6 separate regions of the Homo sapiens genome follow, and all the other regions are linked to region 1. Evidence: chromatin contacts called from ENCODE Hi-C or POLR2A ChIA-PET data. All regions are on one chromosome and are shown on one strand. The core of a region is the stretch at or near the end of the contact, and the rest is flanking DNA. Distances in the headings are between cores, read along the strand shown.

Region 1 (2,522 bases), core at 7-2,506:
GAAGGTCCTCCGCTTTCTCCTAGACGACGGGATTTAGTACCGCCTGGGGCCAAACACCAGCTTGGGCAGCAAAACAAAGGCGCCTCCATTCCAGAAGAGCTGCCGGGCTGCAAGAAAACTACTCTGGGCCCTCAGTGCGCCGGTCCCCTTTGTTTCGTGTCCCGGTCGCAGAGGAGAAGGAAGAGGGAAGACTGCGCGGGAGAGACGCAGGCAGCGGGAGGTTGGGGGCCAGGGTGGGAAAGAAGAGGGGAACGACAGCCTGTGTGTGGTGTGTGTGTTGGGGTGGCGGTAGGAGTTGCAGCGACTTTGTTATTTGCTTCCAAACACAGACTCCACGAGACCGCACTGCAGCCAGTGCGGTTGTCTGGGGGACCCCGCCGACAACCCGTGCCTTTGCCCGGCTCCTGGGGCCCCACCGAGGGGCGGGAGGGCAGGGCGGTCCCGCGGTTTACTTACGCTCTTATCCAGCTCGATCTTCACCTTCTTCTGGGAGATGCTCTTCTGGATCCTCTTGCTGAAGCTGGCGTTGCCTGCCGCCCGGCCGCACCGCTCACCATCCTCCCGCAGGCAGCACAGTTGCCCGGGGCCCGGCCCGGCCGCCCCCGGGGGCCCAGCCGCTGAGACCGCCCCCGCGCCCGGCACCTCAGCCCCGGTGCCCGCGCCGGTCCCGTTCCCCGCCGAGGCGGCGGCGGCCGCGGCAGCGACCACTGCGGCCACTGCGGCGGCCGCATCCCCGCCGCGGCTCATCTCGTCAGGCGTGAAGCCGTTCATGTCTCCGAGCTCCCGAGGCCGGCGCTGACAGAAATCCCCTCTCTCCTGGCCGCTCCGCCTCTCTCCGCTCCGGCAGCGGCAATTCACTCTGCACACCAAGTTAGACAGCGGCACGGCCAAACACCAACTGTCCCGGGCCTGCTGGTCTCTGCTGGCACCGAAACAGTGGACAGTGCTGAGGGCCGGGACGCAGACTCGAGCGTCTCCTGGAGCGGGGACCCCGCTCACTGTCACATGGGGACTTCAGCAGTTGGACCGCTACGCCTCCGCCTCCCTCCGGCCCCGGGACCTGCGCAAGCGCGACGCGCCCCCTCCCGTCCCGCCCCTTTCTTTCTGCCGCGCGGCCCCATGGGAATTGTAGTTCTCTGCTGCAGAGTCAACCTGAGCTCCGCCCTGACCCCGCGCCATGAGGGACGGAGGAACTACTAATCCTAGCATGCATAGCGCGGCCACGGACCCACTTTTTTTTTTTTTTTTTTTTTTCAGTACCGGGAAAACAGGAGCGTGTGATTGGGGTTTACAGTGTTTTCTCTCGCTCTCTCTGTTTCTAGGGAATTCGGGCTGTGTTTAGCTGCTGGAATATCGTAGAATTGGTTTTCAGAGAAGTTCCTCGACTCCTGAGGCGAAACATAAAGGGATGGGAGTGGTGTGGGAAGTGATCGTGTGGGGAAAAAAAAGTTTCGAGCCCGTTTCGCATTTGTGGAGACAGAGTTTTTGGTGTGACCACTCTTTTGTGGGAAACCCAAACCAAGGAGAACTCAGGAGAATTGGCGCTCTTCGGTCCTGGAGGTTCCGCAGCTAACATCCCGGCTTGACCAACTATCGAGGCCGCAAATTAATAGGGCACCTCCTGGGAGGAAAACGCCCATCCTGACTTCTCAACTGTGACAGGTCCCCCTCACAAACGCCTTGCGGGGGGGTGGGGGGGCGTTTCTAAACACTTGCATGTTCTTACAAGGGAAATGTTTTTATTCTTGGGCGCACCAAGTTGGCCGCCTCCTGAGGTGGAGTACGGACCAGTTGACAACAGGGCTCCTTTTCACCTCCACGCCCAACCTTTTCCATTTCTCCTCAAACGGTTTTGGAGAAGGGCGGAGTCATATCATTTTAAAGGAAACTTGGAACCTCACCAATACAAACGCTGGTCGAATGTTCCCAGAAACTTCCCTGCATTAGCTCTACCGGGCGCGGGGAGCAGAAAGCGCATTTCCTGAGTCCTGAAAAGCGCGTGCGCGCCTGTGTGCTGCCGGCGTTTGGGCGCGCCTGCTTGTATGTATGTGTTCGCGGGCGCGCGCGTGTGTACGTGTGTGTGCGCGCGTACGCGTGTATGTTCCTGCGCGCTTGCGGGGACGTGCTTGTGGAGGGCGGAGAGAGGGATGGGCGTGGCTAATATGAAAGCTGCATCTTTACTAGTTAGCTACCATGCGTCATTATTTATCAAAAGATATATGCTGCTTAAACACAAATACGTTTTAAAATATATTTTAGGCAGTAGGGTTTTGGGTTTTTTTTTTGCAAGTTCTTTTGGTGAGTAAATTTAGTGATAAATGATTTTTTTTTCTTTTGAGACAGTTTGCTCTGTCGCCCAGGATGGAGTGCAGTGCAGTGGCGCGATCCTGCAACCTCCGCCTCTCGAGTTCAAGCGATTCTCCTGCCTCAGCCTCCCGAGTAGCTGGGATTACAGACGCGCGCCACCCCACCCAGATGATCTTTTTAAATGCAAAATGCCATCGACGCAGAAAATCAAAGGT
Region 2 (2,522 bases), core at 13-2,512, 4.9 Mb after region 1:
TTTAAAAGAACTGGAATGAGATAATATATACAGAGAATATTGTAGATATTATCTTTGGAATTAAATTTTGAAGTCTTGGCTACCATTAACTACCTGTAGGGTCATCGACAAGTAATTGAATTCTCTAAGCCTTATTTACCTCATCCATAAAATAGCAACAGTAAAGTTGCTCATGGGATTTCTGTGAGATTTAATGTGATAATACATGTTAAGGGCTTAGCCTATTGCCTGGCACATAAAAAGCTCAATGAATGCTTTTACAGCAAAGCCCAATTTTCTGCTGCTAGCAAATGCATTCTTATGATACAAAGGTCCAGTATCAGATGCTAGAGAGGAATTCATCTGAGATGAACTCATGACTTAATCATGAGTCATTTCAGGTTCTTTCTCAATGTCATCCTCATTGAGAAAGAGAATCATAACTATTTTCAACCAAACATAAAATTAAAGAAAAATCCTGACAGAAGTGAGCAATGTTTTCACCTCCTTTTCGAAGCCACTTTATATTCCAGAGTCTGAGAAAAAACTTTGTTCTTCTGGGCTCTTTCTATTGTGAACAAGTCACTTCCACCCTTTCCTTTTCTTGAAGACAGAACTTCCGGTTTCGATTTCTCTCCATTTATTACCCCATGCCGTTACTGGGGCACCCTCACCACCACCTTGAATCTCAATATATTCTGCACATGCATAACGTCATGGAATTAAGCGTCTGGAGCACTAAAGACCATGATGGGCTGGGGTTGAAACTCGAATTTCAAACATTAATGAGCTTGATGACAAAACTAAAGAGCATTCTTCTTCTCAATTTAAATTCTCTGTGATAGATGATTGGTCTTTCAAATGTTCACACTGGACAGTTATACTATTGGAAATTTTTCATAAAATGAACTTCTTAGGACAGAAACTCAAAGCCCCTAATCCTTTTTTACTCCATTTTTGCCTGTCCAGTACCTTGCCAGAAAAGAAAAACGCCACACCTCACCGCAGACTTTCATAGTGCTTAGCGTGCTGCATTTACTCTCAGCCTCAATTCCTTGTTTAGAGTCCCAGATTTCTCTGCTTTCTTTCCCTTTACAATTACATGCATGTCCCAGATAGCATATCATCGCTTCTACTATTACTTCCCTAAGATTCTCAGAGTAAACCAATGCAGACCTATATTCTACCTCCAGAAAACTGCGGAAATCGAAAAGGCCTCGCGGTGGAGAAAAGAAACCGAAACTAACTCCCTAGATAAAAACTCAGGCGCTGGCTGCTGTGTGGCTCAGAGCGCCCAGTCCGACGCCAGGCTCTGCGCTCGGTCTCCTCTGCTCCACCTCCTCCCCGCGGGGCGTGCAGCTCCGAAGCTCTTTGGACCTAGCAGGTTCGGCGGCCGGGGTGAGGATTGCGGGTGACGTCGGGTGTCGCTAGGGACCCTGGAGCGGAGCTGTCCCGCGGGGGTTCTAGGATTCCTTCAACATCCAGATGGACCGGGCGGGGAGGTGGCCTGGTGGCTTCGTGCGCGCCGGGCGAGGGAAGCTGGGGCGCCCACTGGGCTCGGGCGGCAGCTTCGCGGAGAGGTAGGGAAGAGGGACAACCACCGTGAGAGAGGAGAGTGCTCAGGCATTTAACGGGTCCTCTGCACCCGAGGGGGCCTGGGGATCTGGGGTGCTGAGGAGAAAGTAAGGGTCACCACATCTGAGCACAGCCATTCGAACCTGGACATTGACAGGCAGCAAGCCGCTTCCCTTTTTTCCGTCTTGTATTTAAGCTTTTTTTTTTTTTTTTTTTTTGAGTCAGTCTCGCTCTGTCGCCCAGGCTGGAGTGCAGTGGCGTTATCTCTGCTCACTGCAACCTCCACCTTCCGGGTTCACGCTATTCTCCTGCCTCAACCTCCCGAGTAGCTGGGACTACAGGCACCCGCCACCACGCCCGGCTAATTTTTTTTTATTTTTTATTTTTTATTTTTAGTAGAGACGGGGTTTCACCATGTTAGGCCAGGATGGTCTCGATCTCCTGACCTCGTGACCCGCCCGCCTAGGCCGCCCAAAGTGCTGGGATTACAGGCGTGAGCCACCGCGCCCGGCCGGATTTAAGCTCTTAATAGCGGAAATAAGGTTTTACTATTTCTCTGGAAAGGTACTTTGTTCTTTTTTCCCGCTTCTCTTTTGTTTACAAAGTTACATTGATAAATTTATAATAAACTTCTCAAGGTTTTCCATAATCAAAGAAGCTGACATCATCCGTGATGGGGCCTTAAGGATTATGAAAGCTCCTAATGACTGCTAGAAAAAGCGGTCAGAACCAAACAGAAGCAAGTCCTTTAAAGACACAATAAGAAGTCCAAACCATAACATCAACGACATACAGACCTTCATGATTTCGAGTGTTCTCCTGAAAACAGTAACATACCATTCAATCTAAGATTTGCAGTTTGAAGTTTGGTGGAACTCAGGTGCTGAGAGTTGAGGGTACTAAAATAAATGAGGGTGAGTTATGCTTCCAAGGCTCTTCGCCTTCTATCCCAAAGATATTGGGGATAG
Region 3 (2,522 bases), core at 23-2,522, 4.1 Mb before region 1:
TGTTCTTTAAATTATGTATTTAATTTCCTAGCAATCAATAAGAGCCTTGAAGGTTTTGTAAGTCTCACAACTCCTACCTAGTTTATATTTTTACATTTATTTATTTATTTATTTTTGAGACAGAATCTCACTCTGTTGTCCAGGCTGGAGTGAAGTGGTGCGATCTCGGCTCACCACAATCTCCACCTCCCGGCTTCAAGCAATTCTGCCTCAGCCTCCCAAGTAGTTGGGACTACAGGCATGCACCACCACGCCCGGCTAATTTTTGTATTTTTAGTAGAGACGGGTTTCACTATGTTGGCCAGGCTGGTCTCGAACTCCTGACCTCGTGATCCACCCACCTCAGCATCCCAAAGTGTTGGGATTACAGGCGTGAGCCATCGTGCCCAGCCTAGTTCATATTTTTAAAGTTTGTATAGATTTATAGATGCTTTTAAAAATTATGTGATTATGTGTCTTGCCTTGGCAACCTGGGCAGGCATTCCAGACACCCAAAGGGATTATTAGTTCATGTTCGCACGTCTGCCCAGCAACAAAACTGAGCAGCCTCCACCAAGCACGTAAAATCCCCATTCCTCCTCTTATTCATTTATTTAGCACTTAATAGTGCCAGGCAGGAAGGTAAAAATACATTTAAAAAGGAATGGAGGTAGCCGTCTTGCCCTGGAGGTGCAGGAAGCTGCACTTCAGTGTGCTAGGTAGAGGGTACATAGGCCGTTTCTGTTTTTCTTCCAGCTCAGGGATTTATAATGAGAGGAAGTGCTACAAAAAGCTGTGGTGCGAAAATGACGGACGCTATGAATGGAAAAAAAATCTAAAATCAATCCGGTCCTAAGCAAACACGCTTCACCTACACTCATAACTATTGCAGACCTCCGAGGCCTGGGATCCCCAAGAATATACTGAGTTTGACAAACTTTTCAACTTCAACTTTAAATTAAAAAGACAGTAAAAGAACCAAATCCATAGTACACAGCAATCGGCTAAAGTTCCTGGGGCCCTGCAACCCAGAGTTGAATAATTTTGTATTAAATTCCCAATATCAAGCTAAATCTATTTTAACCACAGGAAAAGCAGCAACTTGTCTGGCTATTTTAAAAATCTGAACAGCACTTAGGAAGAAGCACCTTAGCGCAGGGAACAGCTCAGTGCCCCGTGACACAACTCTCCCGCGGGCCCAGGGACGCCTCGTCTCGCGAGAGTTGAGGGACGCCTGAGCGAACCCCCGAGAGAGCGGGCGTGGGCGCCAGGCGGGCGGGGCACTGGGGATTAATTGTTCGGCGATCGCTGGCTGCCGGGACTTTTCTCGCGCTGGTCTCTTCGGTGGTCAGGGATGGCGCGGAAGTCGAACTTGCCTGTGCTTCTCGTGCCGTTTCTGCTCTGCCAGGCCCTAGTGCGCTGCTCCAGCCCTCTGCCCCTGGTCGTCAACACTTGGCCCTTTAAGAATGCAACCGAAGCAGGTGCGGGTTGGCGGCCTGGGCGGGCGGCTGCGCCGCGAGAGCTTGCGGGTGGGGATGACTAGCCCGCCCCGCTGCAGTCACCCGGCAGGGCGGACGGAAGAGCGCCGGGCTGGGCCGGGCCTCGCGGTCCCGCCCTCTAGGTCTTCCCGAGTCTCCAGCGCCGCTCAGTCTCTTGCAAGTGGCCTTTACTGCATCCTCCCCACCTACCGCTGTTGCATTTTAGGTCCTCCCTTCATGCAGCCCCCAGCGCAATGTATTTTCCACCCTGCTGCTGACCATAGTTATGGCCTTTGTGCTTTAATCAAGTAGCAGCTACGCTTTTCTGCCTGACAGTCTTTTCACGGGCTGTGTACGTCTCCACCTCTCGTTTCTAATCCTTCACTTCTTTGCAATTTTGTAGACGACTAATAGTGTCCCAGCCATAGCCTACTCTTTTCCCATTTACTTTTTTTGCCACGTGTTGTCATACTTTACCTGCCACTTAGAATTCAAGGTTCCAACCTTTGCTGTACATTCACACTATCTGGGGAGCTTCTCAAAAATCATCCTGCCGGGGCCCACCTCCTGTGACTGTGATCTAACTGCTGGAATCAGGGCCACTGTTTTTCTTTAAAAAGCTCCCTAGGTGATTTCGATTTGCAGACAGGGTTGAGAACCACTAAGCTAAGGTATCACCTCTTCCAGGAAGCGTTCCCTGACTTAACTGCCCTCGTGTCCAGAATGAGTTAGGTTCCTGCCTTCTACACCTTGTTAATAGCCTTTACGTACCATTATCTTGGCATTTTCGCATTGTACTATGCTTGTTTCTTTCATTTGCTTAATGACCAGAAGAGTCATTTTCAGACCCCTCCTCCTCCATCTGAGGTTGCTAACGTATTAACTTTCTAGGGCAGAATTGGCTCCAGAATTTGGTGGCAGTGCATACGATTCAGAGAAAATGAAGAAGCAGGCTGTGAGAAAGATATTCCCAGCCATAATGAGACGAAAAGAAATTGCATCAGCCTGGGCGGGGGACAGTTCTGTGTTTAAGTTGCCTGTATTGAAAGAGGGAACTTGCGTAAA
Region 4 (2,522 bases), core at 8-2,507, 3.8 Mb after region 1:
TTTGGATATATTATAATTTAATCAATTCTTTATTGTTATACATTTACAGTATTTCTAGTTTTTCTGGTTATAAACAATAACGGTTATCCTTGTATATAAATCATTGCTCACTTGTTCCAGAAGTTAAATTGCTGAGTCAAAGGATATGCATACTGCTAGCATACCTTCTAGAAAGACTGTAGCAGTTTGTAGTCCTACCAATAGTTTATGACATGAGCCTAAAGAATTATCTAAGGAGGTTAGCTGACTAGCCATTCTTCCTGTAAGCAGCAAAAAGAATTTGCTTAGATTAGTAATTGGCAACATTTCACTTCACTTTGATGTACAAAAGGATGTGGGTAGAACTACAATTGTGCATTCAGACATGATAATTCCTACTAACTGGGGGTAGGAGGGCCCACAGGAGTGTAGACTAGAAGTAGAAAGAATGAGGAAAATAAGTCTTTTGTAGCTGTATGGCGATTGAAGAGGAGATAAAACAAACTCTCCAGCTTTTCAGGTTGGGTGACTTGCAGCGCCATCGTCTGGCAAAGCCGCCAAAATCTTTCAATGTCCCTAGGAATAAAGTTGCCCTGAGTAGGGCCACTCAGGATGACGCCAGATGATATCCCTTATTATAGTTTTAGGGGAATCTCTTCCTACCTTCGCCAGTCCTGCAGTGAAAAAATGTACTTAGACTGCTGTACATTTCCAAACCCTTCAACATACAGACAAGTAATTTATACATACATTAGATGTAAAGGTGTAGAAAACCCCATACAGCTTTTTAAAAATATCTCAAGACTTAAACATTCTTCTGTTTCAACCATCCAAGATATAATAGGAAAAGACTTGCTTTTTAAAGCAAAATTGCTCTTTAAAATGTGGCATCCCTAAGTAGTGCGCTTTCATGTAAAATAAAAAAGTCCCTTTCTCGGTGTAGTAGCTGTGGGAAAATTTTATATGCTTTATATTCCAAATTGGTTTCAACTAGTGAGTTCTCTCCCGCATCTCTGCATGACTCTTAACAGCTTTACACTCTCTCCATCCTTTTCATCTCTCCCGTCTCGTCCTTTCTGTCTTCCCGCCTGCAGAGCCCGCCCCTCCCGTCCCTTCGCACAGCACCCCGCCCGCCCCTTCGCACAGCACCCCGCCCGACCCTACGGTTCTAGCCCAGCCTCACTGCTCCTTCCCAGCCGCCTCCGCTGCGTGCCGCCTTCCACGCGCTGACGTCACACGCCAGCGCCGGTGACGCGCCGGCCGCTCTCCCTTAGTCCGCATTCGCTCCAGGGTTTTGGGACCCTAGGTTGCGGAGTCCTTACCCTACCCTGGCCTCTCGAGCAGTTGTCCCCATAACTCGGAATCTAGAGCCGCTGTTGCGAGGCAGGAGCACGTGGCAGTCAAGTAGCTTCCCAGTCCCGAACGCCGCCCGTCCCCACCCCGCCGTGGCCACTAGCAACGACCTCTGTGAAGTTGGAGAGGCGGTAACGGAGGCACTCCCCCTGCTGCACCCCGCCGTTTCTACGGGGCTCAGAAACCAGTTTGTTTGTTTCGTCGGGGTAGTGTCGACCTGTCTTACGGGCGTCGCCCGAGACAGGACGGAGTCAAACCCGTGGTATCAACTGAAGACGAGTGTCAGGTGTGGAGAGTCTCAGTGCCCCCTTTCAGTCTGGACTGTGAGCTGCTGCTGGTTAGACAGTCTTGGTTTCTCTTTCAGGATGTCATTTTCAAAATGCGGGATGGTACCTCTGCTTTATTAAGCCCCGTAGGAAGACTGCCACACCTAGACTGATGCTTATTAGTCATCACCGTTATTCCTACTAACGTCCTGTGTCACTGAGGTGAGTTCCACTTGGGGGAAGGAATGACATGCAAAATGGTAAAAATCATCCTGGAAATGAGATGTGCGTAGAACTGCTTATATTGAGATTACACAGATACCTTAAGTGTTTGCAGGGAAAATACCTTAATCTCATTTAAATGTTAATTCTCTAAGACACTCTGTATTAACAAAGCGATTCTTGGACATTACGGTATTTTTAAAAACTAGAGCGGTAATGGGATTAAAATAATAGGAATCTTAGTATGGATAAGCAAGCATTTGCATTGCTTATGTTGTGTCCAATCTTAAATTACTGATAAATTTTAATTAGGAAGCGAATATGAGTAGTAGTTAGCTGGTTACCCTGTAATCTTAGATTTCTGTTTCCATGATTTGACACAGTTTCCATATGTAAGGCATTAATTGTTGTACTACTTTAAGAGTTTATCATAACTTTTTTTGCAGGCCTATTTTTTGTTCTTTAAGATCTGCTTTAGGAAGCAGAAATATTTTTTATTGCCTTGGTATGTTTCATTAGAAATGTTTATGAAGGATTAAAAGTGGCATCCAATCTAAGTTAATGACCTTTTTTTATGATGCAGCAGTATTGTAGAGCTGATGGAGGGGAGCCAAATTTGGAGAGAAGTAACTCCTTGTTTCTAGTTTACATTTGTCTGGTTTTAGAGGTTCTACAGATCTGTTTCACTTAAAATATCCATTG
Region 5 (2,522 bases), core at 17-2,516, 3.6 Mb after region 1:
GTCCCAGCTACTCCGGAGGCTGAGGTAGGAGAACGGTGTGAACCCGGGAGGTGGAGCTTGCAGTGAGCTGAGGTGGCACCACTGCACTCCAGCCTGGGCAACAGAGCGAGACTCCGTCTCAAAAAAAACAAAACAAAACAAAACAAAACAAAAAACACTGGAAACAGAGAAAAGATCCTAAAGCTTCTTGAGACAAAACAAAACAGAAAGGAAAGCAGGTTACATATCAAGAAATTTAGTGACCTGTGAAGGAGAAGGAAATATAACGACATAGTTTCTTAACAATTCTGGAAGCTAAAATATTGCGGAGCAAGCCCTCCAATATTCCGAGTGAAAGTTATTTTCAACCTAGAACTGTGCTCAGCCAGAATAAAAACATTTCCAGACATGCACACTCTGTGGGAAAAAAGACCTGGCAGCAACCTCTCTCAAGGAACTATTGGCGGATATGTTCCACAACATGAGGGTATATAATCAAGAAAAAGGAACACCCAGATTGAGGAAATAGAGAACTCATCTCAGGAATGAGGAATAAGACCTTCCCAGGATGGATGTGAAGGAGGTCCAAGGACATCAGTTGAGAGTTGTGCCTTCCAAATTTTATGTGCATAGGAATTACCAGGGGATCTTGTTGCGATGCAGATATTGATTCAGTAAGTCTGGGTAAGGCCTGAGATTTGGCGTTTTAACAAATTCCCTCAGGATGCTGAGGCCGCTGGTTCAGGGACTACACTTTGCATATCAGCGGTGTAGAGGAAAAACAGTCCAAATTGTACCAAGAAGACGACGGTACAGAGACAGAGACCGACAGACATTTATTTCCTTCTTGGAGACAATCGGGAATGAATTAGTGTAAGCCAATAACCGTACAGTAGGGTAGGGAGAGGGATGGAGGAGAAGGAGAAAAGGATTAATATTTTAAGTAAATATAAATGAAGAAAAAACAAGGAAGGGGCTGTATTGAGAACAGCCGCATACATCCAACCTTGCCTCTAGTAGACACCTGAAGAGGAAGGTTGGACCACTCTAAGGATTCAGATTCAGTAGTCTGGGGGGTCTCTGGAGCGACCCTGGAAGATGCTCCAGAAAGCCTAGATGCAGACTACGCTGACAGAAGACGCTCCTTGCACGCGCCCAGCACGGGAGTGGGCGGGGCCTCAACGCGTCCGGTGCCAGGTCTCAGGGGGCGGGGAATGGGCGGAGCCTTTCCCCTAAATTGGCGAGCCCGGGCGGCGCTGAAATTCGGCTTGGAGGCTTTTGAACCCGGAAGCGGTTGGCGGCGCTCGGAAGCGGCCGCGGATCGGGGAATTCTGCTGGCGCTGCAGCTGCAGAATGGTCGGCGGTGGCGGGAAGCGCAGGCCCGGCGGAGAGGGGCCGCAGGTACTGCCGGAAAGGCTGTGCGGGCTACGCGGGGCGCTTTGGGTGACAGCCAGGGCACCAGGAGGCAGCGCTTTTCATTCATCCAGTGACTATTAAGCTTGCTGTGTGTCCAGGGGCTGCGGTTTGCTGCGGGGATCCTGCCCAGGGCCGCTGTTTCGCGCTCTGCAGGGGGTTGGACCAGGAAAGTAGCTCCTCTGCATCTTCTGCCCAGCTCCTCTTGGAGCATTTCCTGGGGAAACGGATTAAGCCAACCAATGGTTCATTCGCCCAGCCAGATTGATTGGGAACCGATTACATACCTGACATTCTGTGGGGCGCTGCGGATTTGGGGGTCAACCTGCTTGCTCCTGCTGCTTGTTGAGCCCTCGGCCTGGGGAGGAGGGGCACAAGCAAATATGCATTCTACTGTGACTTTTTTGTTTGGGATTATAACGCTGGTGTGTAGAAAGTGCTATGGAAACACTGAAGGAGGATTTAACAAGTCCCAGGGGGTGTTAAAGAAGACTTTTAAGACAACTCTTTGAAAATTGGTTTTGAAGGCAGAGAAGTAAGATTCTGAGACATAAAACTGTAGGAGATGTTTGGGCGTAGCGGAGCGTTCGGCTTGGCTGGAGCCAGGGAAATGGGAAAATAAGAGGGACCTGATCATAAAAGCACTACTGAGAGGGGAGGAGGAGAGAGTGTGTGCATTCTCATACTTTACTACGATTTCGGAAGTTCTGTAACCACTACAGTAGCAATAAGGGGAATCAGGAAAGAAGTGCCATTGTGATAACTAAAGTTTTAGAAAAGTTACTCTGGTAGTGTCATAAATCGGACAGGGTGAGACATTCTTAGAGGGCTTAACTAACTGTTAAAGGGCCATCGGTATAGGCATCCTTCATATTGGGTCATGCATTCTAGGAAGACCAGGGTAAAGAAGAAGTGTAGCCTCTGAAGGGGACAGCTGTTCTAAATCCTAGTTGTTAGGGCTATGGAGATGCTGAACTAGTGTGTGAGTAAAGGCACAGCTGAAAAAATTCTCTTTTTGAAGGTGCAGTGAAGAACTGCTTTGGTGGAGTGATGTGCTTAACTAGAAATACAATAACAGAAATGAAGATGAGTCTGTAGAGACTATAACCGTAATGGCCAGCATTTGTATA
Region 6 (2,522 bases), core at 13-2,512, 3.3 Mb after region 1:
CTTGGGCAACCAGATGCAGCCGCGTGCGGCAGCCTGGCACTGCCCGGAGCATGCTCAGTCGGGTCCTGACCCACTTCTGCAGGTCCGACCTCGGGGCGTGGGGTCAGAGGCACTACTTTGCCAGTTTGCCAGGAACAGAGAGGAGCAGAGAGACTGAGAGTTGCTAAAGCTCCTCTCTTGGCACAGCAATGCCTGACCCGGCGGCGGAACATGCCCAGTCTGGCTGCCGGAGCCGCCGGGAGCGTCAATGTGGAAAGTCCACCTTTCCGGGTTTTCGCAGCAACCCACCGGGAAGAGGGCGGTACGGGAGTAAAAAGGCCGGAGTGGGGTGTGGCCAAGAGGGCGGGCACTAAAAAGCCGGGGGAAGGAGCCTGGTCCCGCCCCAGAAATTGAGAGTCTCTGTTCTCTTTTAAAATTAAAAAAAAAAAAAAAAAAAGGGAGATAAGGAGGAGAAGAAGCCACTAACATTGCAGGATCGTGTAGCGAAACTTCTGTAGGTACTTAATAATTTTAGAGTACTCTACTTTTTAATTAAAAAATCAACTTATGGTTCATTAGAAAAAACGTGGAAATTACAAATAATATTTTTAAAGAAAATGAAAAAAAAATTCCTGGAACCCCACCACTCAGAAAGTCACCAGGGAACGGCCCGCTGGGTTTTTTTCCAGACTCTTCCATCTGTGGACTTTGCTTTAAGAGACGTTTAAGACTTACAGCGCAGTCGCCCGGGAAGGCCTGAGAAGCTTTCGGAAGCAAGGTGGTTTGCTCGTGATTGCATTTGATTGCAAGGAGACAGGGTAGGCTTGGGGGTGGGTTGACTGGTTCCCATTTAGCGCCCCAGGATGGGACCCTAAGAAGCCTTTTCCTGGGTGTCCTTGAACACGCGTGCGATGCGACGCCCACAGAAGTTGCGGTGGAAGCCCCGGGCGGGAGAGAGAGCGGAGTGAGAGTCCCGCGCTGCCGCGGAGGCCCTGGGCCTGCGGGTGTGGGGCTCTGGGGGCCGCCGAGGCCCGGCCCAGAGGCTGAGCGGACTGAATGCGGGACTCCCCGGCAACTACAGCCTCCGGTGGCTCCTCCGCGGGGCCGCTCCGCAGCACCGACTGGCTCGCGCCGCACCGCCCGCCCCGCTGCCCCCGCCCGCGGCTGCCGCGAAAACCCGGCGGCTACACCCGCGCCTCCGCGCCGCCCGGCGAGCCGCACTGGGCATGCTCGGCCCCGGCCGGCCCAGGCTCCTGTAGGTGGGAAGCTCCGCGCTCCCGGCAGCCGGCGGCGCAGCTCGCAACGCTGTGAGGCGCCGGCGGAGGCGGCTCGCCCGCAGTAGGCGCTACCGGGCGTCCGGCGCAGAGTGCGGCGCAGCGGCCGCTGTCGGGCTGGCCATGGCGAGGGGTGCACGGCGGCCACCTGAGTGGCGCGGCGGTGTCAGGTTAGCGGGGGCCCCCGGCGGGCCGGGGCGGAGGGGCACGGGTGGGAGCCAGCCCCGCACCGGGTCGGCGGCCGAGTCGGCGCCGGGGCCGCCGAACTTTCGGGTGTTTGGGCTGGCTGAGACTGCGGCGGAGGCTGCGCTGCGAGACGCCGCAGGGTCCGGGCAGCGGGCTCCAGGGGGTCGCAGGATGCTTCGAGATCCGTGCGGGGCGGGGGCTGGCCGTTTGGGGACTGCCGCATCCTGGGCTCGAACCGTAACCTTCCGAGGGCGAGGAGCGCGGAATCCACTGCCAGCTGCCGGCGAGCCTCCTAGGTGTCGTGGGGGAAGGGGACGCCGAACAGCCGTGGGGGCTTTCGCTGGGCTCTGGATCTCTCTCATCGCTGTGCCTCAGTTTACCCGGACAGGGAGGAGCGTGCGCTGGCCAGGGCTCCGGAGAACGTGAATGCGGGTTCCGCGTCGGGAGGGCGCCGTGTCCTGATGCCGCAGGAGTGCGGGCGGCTGTGGGTGCTGCGAGCCGCCGCCTCGCTACTGAAGCTCTCGGAGTTTGTCGCATTTGACTCCATAACAAGTTGACATCGAATTGCTTCATGGCGTGGAATGGGGAAACGTGCTTCATCGGATTAAAATACAGAGTGATTGCAGAACCGATTTATTTTAAGCTTGATCATTAAGCTGTCTTCTCCAGCCCTGAAAAAAAAACTTGCAAGCTTTATAAAGCAAGGTAGCAAAAAAAGGTTTGTAGGTGTATTATCTGCTCACATTGTAGAAAACAGTTAAGATACGATCGAACTGTCATTATTTTTAAGGATACTTAGCAGAAAAGTTTGGTTACTGTGGCAATCTTTATTTTGCGTTATCTTCGATTTAATGTTAAAAACTTGGAAACCGAGCATTGCAGAAGCTCAGTGTTTTTTGTAGTTTTCTCACTTTTGTTTCTAGATGAAACACATTTTTTTCAGTTGCTACTATGCTGAACATAGTAAAATCCTTCAAGATGAAATACAAGATGGAAAAAAATGTCGTTTCATGAGACCGTAAGTTATAACAGTGTAGTTCTTCTGACATTTTACTTACACAGAAAGTGCAATTTGTAGGTCCC

What was found. Hi-C counts contacts between places; a loop is a spot of excess contacts on that map. ChIA-PET counts read pairs that join two places held with the same protein, here RNA polymerase II (POLR2A). Pooled maps may share reads with other maps.
Region 2: a loop to region 1 is called in a map of CD4-positive, alpha-beta T cell, with 12 times the contacts of the local background. The contact joins the promoter of DDX60L here to the promoter of SAP30-DT in region 1. A Hi-C loop is called at or near these places in 2 of 168 maps with a recorded cell type or tissue (CD4-positive, alpha-beta T cell and naive thymus-derived CD4-positive, alpha-beta T cell), 1 of 37 single-sample maps with no recorded cell type and 6 of 50 pooled maps. POLR2A ChIA-PET finds 5 or more read pairs at or near these places in 2 of 52 experiments (CD4-positive, alpha-beta memory T cell and naive thymus-derived CD8-positive, alpha-beta T cell).
Region 3: a loop to region 1 is called in a map of B cell, with 25 times the contacts of the local background. The contact joins the promoter of AGA here to the promoter of SAP30-DT in region 1. A Hi-C loop is called at or near these places in 5 of 168 maps with a recorded cell type or tissue (B cell, CD8-positive, alpha-beta T cell, ascending aorta and 2 more), 5 of 37 single-sample maps with no recorded cell type and 14 of 50 pooled maps. POLR2A ChIA-PET finds 5 or more read pairs at or near these places in 1 of 52 experiments (activated B cell).
Region 4: a loop to region 1 is called in a map of naive thymus-derived CD4-positive, alpha-beta T cell, with 16 times the contacts of the local background. The contact joins the promoter of NEK1 here to the promoter of SAP30-DT in region 1. A Hi-C loop is called at or near these places in 4 of 168 maps with a recorded cell type or tissue (B cell, CD4-positive, alpha-beta memory T cell and naive thymus-derived CD4-positive, alpha-beta T cell), 2 of 37 single-sample maps with no recorded cell type and 14 of 50 pooled maps. POLR2A ChIA-PET finds 5 or more read pairs at or near these places in 3 of 52 experiments (CD4-positive, alpha-beta T cell, CD8-positive, alpha-beta memory T cell and activated CD4-positive, alpha-beta T cell).
Region 5: a loop to region 1 is called in a map of endothelial cell of umbilical vein, with 11 times the contacts of the local background. The contact joins the promoter of HPF1 here to the promoter of SAP30-DT in region 1. A Hi-C loop is called at or near these places in 1 of 168 maps with a recorded cell type or tissue (endothelial cell of umbilical vein), 1 of 37 single-sample maps with no recorded cell type and 8 of 50 pooled maps.
Region 6: a loop to region 1 is called in a map of CD8-positive, alpha-beta T cell, with 34 times the contacts of the local background. The contact joins the promoter of MFAP3L here to the promoter of SAP30-DT in region 1. A Hi-C loop is called at or near these places in 4 of 168 maps with a recorded cell type or tissue (CD8-positive, alpha-beta T cell, gastrocnemius medialis and naive thymus-derived CD4-positive, alpha-beta T cell) and 13 of 50 pooled maps. POLR2A ChIA-PET finds 5 or more read pairs at or near these places in 4 of 52 experiments (B cell, SK-N-SH, activated CD4-positive, alpha-beta T cell and 1 more).

Annotation. Positions count from the first base shown.
Region 1 is chr4:173,369,432-173,371,953 of GRCh38, reverse strand. SAP30-DT (SAP30 divergent transcript) reads left to right here and starts at 1,256. Exons shown (of 4, transcript NR_183973.1): 1 at 1,256-1,662; 2 at 2,344-2,520. It overlaps SAP30 (Sin3A associated protein 30), which reads right to left and starts at 1,000. Exons shown (of 4, transcript NM_003864.4): 1 at 457-1,000. The coding sequence starts at 771. RefSeq lists enhancers at 1-189, 1-456, 1,540-1,779 and silencers at 310-689, 970-1,139.
Region 2 is chr4:168,479,232-168,481,753 of GRCh38, reverse strand. It overlaps DDX60L (DExD/H-box 60 like), which reads left to right and starts at 1,262. Exons shown (of 38, transcript NM_001012967.3): 1 at 1,262-1,377. RefSeq lists an enhancer at 1,004-1,243.
Region 3 is chr4:177,441,187-177,443,708 of GRCh38, reverse strand. AGA (aspartylglucosaminidase) reads left to right here and starts at 1,272. Exons shown (of 9, transcript NM_000027.4): 1 at 1,272-1,460. The coding sequence starts at 1,334. It also overlaps a transcript of AGA-DT not described here. RefSeq lists enhancers at 607-686, 777-1,320, 2,147-2,226.
Region 4 is chr4:169,611,318-169,613,839 of GRCh38, reverse strand. It overlaps NEK1 (NIMA related kinase 1), which reads left to right and starts at 1,257. Exons shown (of 36, transcript NM_001199397.3): 1 at 1,257-1,618; 2 at 1,697-1,820. RefSeq lists enhancers at 1,185-1,244, 1,665-1,784.
Region 5 is chr4:169,756,688-169,759,209 of GRCh38, reverse strand. HPF1 (histone PARylation factor 1) reads left to right here and starts at 1,266. Exons shown (of 8, transcript NM_017867.3): 1 at 1,266-1,380. The coding sequence starts at 1,333. It overlaps LOC107986240 (a long non-coding RNA gene), which reads right to left and starts at 1,147. Exons shown (of 3, transcript XR_001741529.2): 1 at 986-1,147. RefSeq lists an enhancer at 1,349-1,418.
Region 6 is chr4:170,025,135-170,027,656 of GRCh38, reverse strand. MFAP3L (microfibril associated protein 3 like) reads left to right here and starts at 1,262. Exons shown (of 3, transcript NM_021647.8): 1 at 1,262-1,423. RefSeq lists enhancers at 37-176, 166-885 and silencers at 357-426, 885-1,284, 1,365-1,454.